Linked DNA regions of Mus musculus: region 1 is linked to region 2. Evidence: chromatin loops called from intact Hi-C (ENCODE). Cell type or tissue: gastrocnemius. All regions are shown on one strand. Links, peaks and the distances in the headings refer to the core of each region. The heading gives the core; the rest is flanking DNA. Region 1 overlaps Coro2b (coronin, actin binding protein, 2B). Region 2 has its middle 6.8 kb from the start of Gm40522.

The links. A loop is a pair of places that touch in the nucleus more often than their neighbours do. Peaks named below come from ENCODE experiments on the same cell type or tissue, not always from the same donor. Only the 100,000 strongest peaks of a DNase experiment are listed, where the experiment ranks them.
Region 1: it touches region 2 in a loop (3-fold over the local background); 1 of 42 quality-filtered maps calls a loop at or near these places.

The regions. Positions count from the first base shown.
Region 1 is chr9:62,459,854-62,462,657 of GRCm38, reverse strand. The region is part of intron 2 of Coro2b (coronin, actin binding protein, 2B); the gene reads left to right. Among named protein-coding and RNA genes, the nearest start is that of Gm40523, 46 kb to the right of the region's middle. In gastrocnemius, for the core only: no CTCF peak of the experiment used is centred there; a DNase peak (open chromatin) is centred at 1,346.
Region 2 is chr9:62,386,183-62,388,986 of GRCm38, reverse strand. No RefSeq gene overlaps it. Among named protein-coding and RNA genes, the nearest start is that of Gm40522, 6.8 kb to the right of the region's middle. In gastrocnemius, for the core only: no CTCF peak of the experiment used is centred there; no DNase peak of the experiment used is centred there.

The DNA.
Region 1 (2,804 bases), core at 275-2,774, 74 kb before region 2:
CCACATCAAGGCTGAAGAAGAGAACCAGCCATTGCCCTTTGACCTCCATACATGCATATCATATATACACACTAATACCACTAATAACAACAATAATAAATTAAACGGGGGGGGGGCTAGCAAAGTGGTTCAGCGGGTAAAGGCACTTGCCACCAAGCCTAATGACCTAAATTCCATCCCCAGGATCAATACAGTGAAGGCAGACAACTGACTTCTCCCACGAGTTATCCTCTGACCCCCACATGTGTAGCATGAGACAGGAACAAGCACCCCCCCACACACAATTAATTAGCTAATTAATTAATTAATTAAAGCAGGCCCTCAGAGGAGGGTTGGAAGGCCTTTATGGGGTTATTACAAAGACTACATAGAATAATGTCTATAAATCATTTTGTCCAGATCCTCGTCATCTTTTGCCTCCCATTGCCTTTCCGACATCAGACTTGGAAATGCCTGAGTTCCGTCCCATGACACTGGAAGGAGACACTTGGGTTTTCAGTGTACCCTGCTCCATGGGGTGGCAAGGCAGTCTGGCAAGCCCAAAGAGAGGGCTGTGTACAAGGTCACCTAGACAATAAAGGTCTGCATGAAACTCCCATGTCCCCTGCTCAGTGAGGGACTTTGCCCAGATGAGCTGACTCTCCTGGTAGGAAGGCATTTGCTTCTTTGGATAAAATTCAGCTCTGCAGAATAGAAAGTTCCAGGAAATCAGGGCCAAGGTGCAGGATGTTTGGAAAGAACTTAACTCCTGCCTCGCTTCACCCATGTCCATTCACTGGCCTCAGAGGAATACAGGACAGAGCCCAGGGCACCCACCATACTCCCTGCAGCTTGTGGGATGACTGCACCCCAGAGTCACTGGATTTGAGAACTTTCCAGAGCCTGACTGTGACTGCCAGTACATGCTACACCCATATCCATGCCCATACACAGGCACACACATACATGGATACATACGTGGACAACCCAGGCGCATACATGGACACACACACATCACTTTCAGTCAGTTACACAATTTTACTCAATTCACAGGGTCTTTGTTTCTTCCAGTGAACTCAAAGGGAGCAAATACATCAATGTTCCAAAAACATGGAAATTGGGGTGATACCAGTCTCTACCCCACTTCCTTAGGACCTGTTTGCATTGAACCAAACTTTCTTTTTCTTCCTTCCTCCTTCCCTTCTTCCTCCCCGCCTTCCTTACACAGGGTCTCATGTAGCCCAGGCTAGCCTCAAGCTCCTTACGTAGCTGAGGATGTCTTTGAGCTTGTGGTCTTCCTGCTGCCACCTCCTGAGTGCTGGGATTACAGATTGCTGCTGGCTCATGTGACGCTAGGGCGGGACACAGGCCAGGATGAGTTCTTTATGCATTTGAAGCTTCTGTTGAGCCACACAGACCCAGCCGGGGCACGCACTCCTGTGACTACGAGTCTAGAGGTGGCCCTGAGCTGAGTGAGCAGGGCTTTTATAAAGGTAAAAACCACAGCCACGGTACATCCTGCTGACATAGCTGTGATAGCTGTTAGCATTCAAGACAAGATATGAACTTTGAATAAGAACAGGGCACAATTGGCATTTCTGTTTGATGGGAGAGCAGAAACCCTTGTGGTTACAGAAACAGAACAATGAAAGTTCCTATAAATACTTCACATGCCTGGGGGGCAGGCTGGCCTCAGTTTCAGCCCAAGGTCATGTCAGGATTAAACAAGGGTTATTCTCTCTTTACTGCATCCCAGCCCTTAGGTAGTGTCTGTTTCTTCTTTTAAAATGTGTGTGGATATTTTGCCTGCATGTGTGTCTGGGCACCATCTGCGTGTCTGATACCCATTGAGGCCATAAGAGGCCATCTGATCACCTGGAACTGGAGTTACGAACCATTGTGAGCTACCACGTGGATGCTGGGAATCAAACATGGCTCCTGTGCAGTAACCACTGAGCCATCCGTCTCGTCAGCCCTAGACGTTCACTTGTTAGCATACGTGCTGCCGAAGCGAGCACATGGTGTTCACTATTTAATAACAATACCCATAGGGCTCTGGGGTGTAGCTCAGCTTATTTGGCACACACCAAGTCCTGGGTTCAATCCCCAGCATCACACACACAAAGAAATGTTTTCAATTGGAGGGGAAAAATGTCTATCTTTTAAATTAGAATGTTAAATATTGGGGTCAAGAGAGTAGCTCACCTCAACAGGATAGCACTTGCCTAGCACATCCATATACTTGATTCTAACACCAAAACCAAAACACCATTTTTTTATATTAATTTTAAGGTAAGGGCTAGAGAGATGGCTCGTGGCTACAAGAGCCTACGGCTCTTCCTGTCCCTACCCAGTTCAGTTCCCAGAGCACAGCTGGGGCTCCCAGTCTATTATTCCTGCTCCAAGGGAGCCAAGACCTTCTTGTGGCCTTTGCAAGTAAGTACACGTACATGGTCGACTCGCACACAGCACACACAGACGCATAAATAAAAGTAAATCCTTTTTAAAAGTTTCGAAATTAACTAAATGTTTACCATTGTCTCAGTCAGGGTTCCTGCTGCTGCAGGGAAATGCCATGACAAAACAGCTTGAGGAGGAAAGAGTCTATATGCTTCTCTCACAGTTCCGTGTAACAGTTCACCTTCAAAAGCAGTGAGGGCAGGAGCTCAAGCAGGACAGGAACCTGGGGGGCAGGAGCTGATGCGCAGGCCACGGAGGGGTGCTGCTTACTGGCTTCAGTTCCTCGTGGCTTGCTTACATAGCCTGCTTTCTTATAAAACCCAAGACCACCAGCCCAGAGTTGACCCCGCCCACATCAGTCACTA
Region 2 (2,804 bases), core at 128-2,627:
TACTTTTGATTGTTGTTGCACTTCATATGAGCACTTGGGGGTGTGGCTCAGTGGTAGAGCATGTGTGTTTAGTGTGCACAGGGCTCTGGATTCCATCCCCAACACTATGCTGAGCACACACACACACACACACACACACACACACACACACACACAATCTGTGGTGGACTAAGGGAGATTGCTTAGTGTGTAGTGTTTATTGGACAAGCATGAAGACCTGAAATCAGGTCCCCAGAACCTACATAAAAGCCAGGTGTAGTGGAATGTACCTGTGACCCCAGCACTGAATAAGGAGGAAACACAGGATCCTGGAGGCTTGCTGCTAAGAGGCAGATCTCTATGAGTTCAAGGCCAGCCTGGTCTACATGGTGAATTCCAAGGTAGCATAGAGAAACCCAGTCTCAAAAAGAAAAACAAAAATCTGCTCTGATCTCTTGGGTCTTGGAAACAGTAAGAGGAAAACACTGGGTAGGATGCAGCTCAGCTGGAAGAGGGCCTACCTAGCCCACATGAAGCCCTGGCTTCAATCCCCAGAACCACAGTAACAGAGCATGTCCGCAATCCCAGCACCATGAGAGTGGAAGCAGGAAGGAGGGACAGAAGTTCAAAGTCGTCTTTGACCACTTAGCAAACTGAGGGCTTCCCTGGAATATGTGAGACCTTGCCTCAGACAAACTAACAAACAGGCACGAGTGCCCAAGATCCCTCTGGGATGGGCCCCAGTGGTTCTTTCTGCACCGTTTGGACAGTCTATCAATTAAGGTTGGAGTCCCCTGGCCAGATGACTGGAGCAGTGGCTGGTGTCTGTTATGATATCGATACGAATGTCTCCCAAAGGCTCCTATGGGGAAATCTGATCCCAAGCTGGTAGATGCAATCACTGGGAAGTGACTGGGTCCGTGAGGGCTTCGGCTCCACCACAGAGTTTACCTGTTGATAGATTCCTAATTGACAGCTTTATGGTGTGATGGCAGAGACATCAGGAAGTAAGGCCCACTAGGAAGAAGTAGATCATTAGAGATAGGCCTTTGAGGGATGACATATATTGCCTCCTTCCCTTTCAAATATCTCTTCTCTGCTTCCTGCCCATCCTGAGGTGGGCAGCTGTTCCACCCTGCCTTTCCACCATGGCATGTTACTTCAGAGGCCTAAACACAGGGATCCAGCTGGCCCGACTGCCTGTGAAACCATGAGTCAGAGTGAATGTGCCTTTATGTCACTCCTCTCAGATATCTGTCCCAGCACCAGGAGCTAACCATCTGTCATGGCCCAAAGAAACCTAGGACAAGTCTCACTCCACACCTGTGGCTCCTCCCCGCACTTCTCACCCCGCCCCCTACCCTAAACCTCTCTCTGGGCTTCTTCTTCCCTTCTCTCAGCTTCGAATTCTCCTCCAGATGCGGCTGGCAGTTCTATCCCTCATGGCTACAATAAACCTCTTCTCAATCTTACCTTGGAGCGATCTTGTCCTTATTTTCATTCCCTGTCTAAAGCAAAAACTGTCCAATCCCGGGCAAGAACTGTCCAATCCCGGGCAAGGTTCCCTGATGCAAGTGGTAATTGGCTCCAACAGCCTACTTTGGCCTGGGACGTGTAGAGAACAGTGGAACTAACTGAATATCCAAGGCGCAGCCATGTGTTTGAGTGACAAAAGGTGCCATTCGTTTTAAGTCTCACAAATACCTGTTCACAGCTGGGCTGCTGTGGGTGCTTCCCGATTTTCTCCTTGACTTCCGACTTCTGGTGATGAGGTCTGGAATGCCTGCTGAAGGAAAGCCAGGAGAGGAGACACCTGACACGTGCCCGTGTTTGGGAGAGCCTGTACCTGGGGTTCCAACACAGGACTTCCCTCTGGAATTGGTCTAGGAGAGTGGATGGATCCAGGGTGACAGGAGAAAGACCATCCCAGTACCCAGTTAGGACAGAGAATCAGGAGGCACAGGGAGATTTGAGAGGGCTCCAAATGAGGGGCCAACAGGCTCCAGAGATTCAGAAAAGACAAACAGAACACAAATCTGCCAGCAATCTGTAAACAATTGTCCCATGGGAATGGGAGGGTGTAGTACGTTTCCTGCCCATAGTTGAACCGTGTTGAAATTGCAGAAAAGAACAAAGGCTGTTTTCCTGTTTTATGACATGTATGTATGTATGTGTGTATGTATGTATGTATGTATTTAGTGTACATGTGGTGTGTTTTGGGATGCAAACACACCGAGGTGCACATGTGGAGGTCAGAAAACAATTGGCTGAAGCTGTTTCTCCCCATGTGGGTCTTGGGAACAGAACTTGGGTCTTCAGCGTTAGTAGGACACACCTCACCTGCTCTGCCCAGAAGGGCTTTTTTTTTACCCTTACACTTCAACTTTTAGGAACCAAATATGATGGTTAATTTTGATTATCATTTTGATAGAATTTAGAATCGCCATCAAAGCTCTAGGTGCCATGAGTCACAGCCTGGCAACTGACCTGACTTCATCTTCTCCCCACATTAAGTCAAAAGACCTACCCTGAATGTGAATGGCCCCATTCTATGCCCTAGGCCCTGAACTGAATAAAAAGAAGAAAGTAGGCTAAACACCAGAGTTGTCCTCTCTGCTTCCTGACTGTGGACCCATTGCTACCAGCAACATTACTCTCCTGTTGCCATGACTACCCACCAACCCATACCCTCAAACTGAGAGTCAAACAAGCCTTCCTTCCTTAGCTGTTCCCATTGGCTGTTAGAACAATGAGGAAAGTAACTAGTACACTCCTTGTAGCTCATGGGTTAGCAGAAGGCAGGCCTTCTCCATCGCACCTTTGTC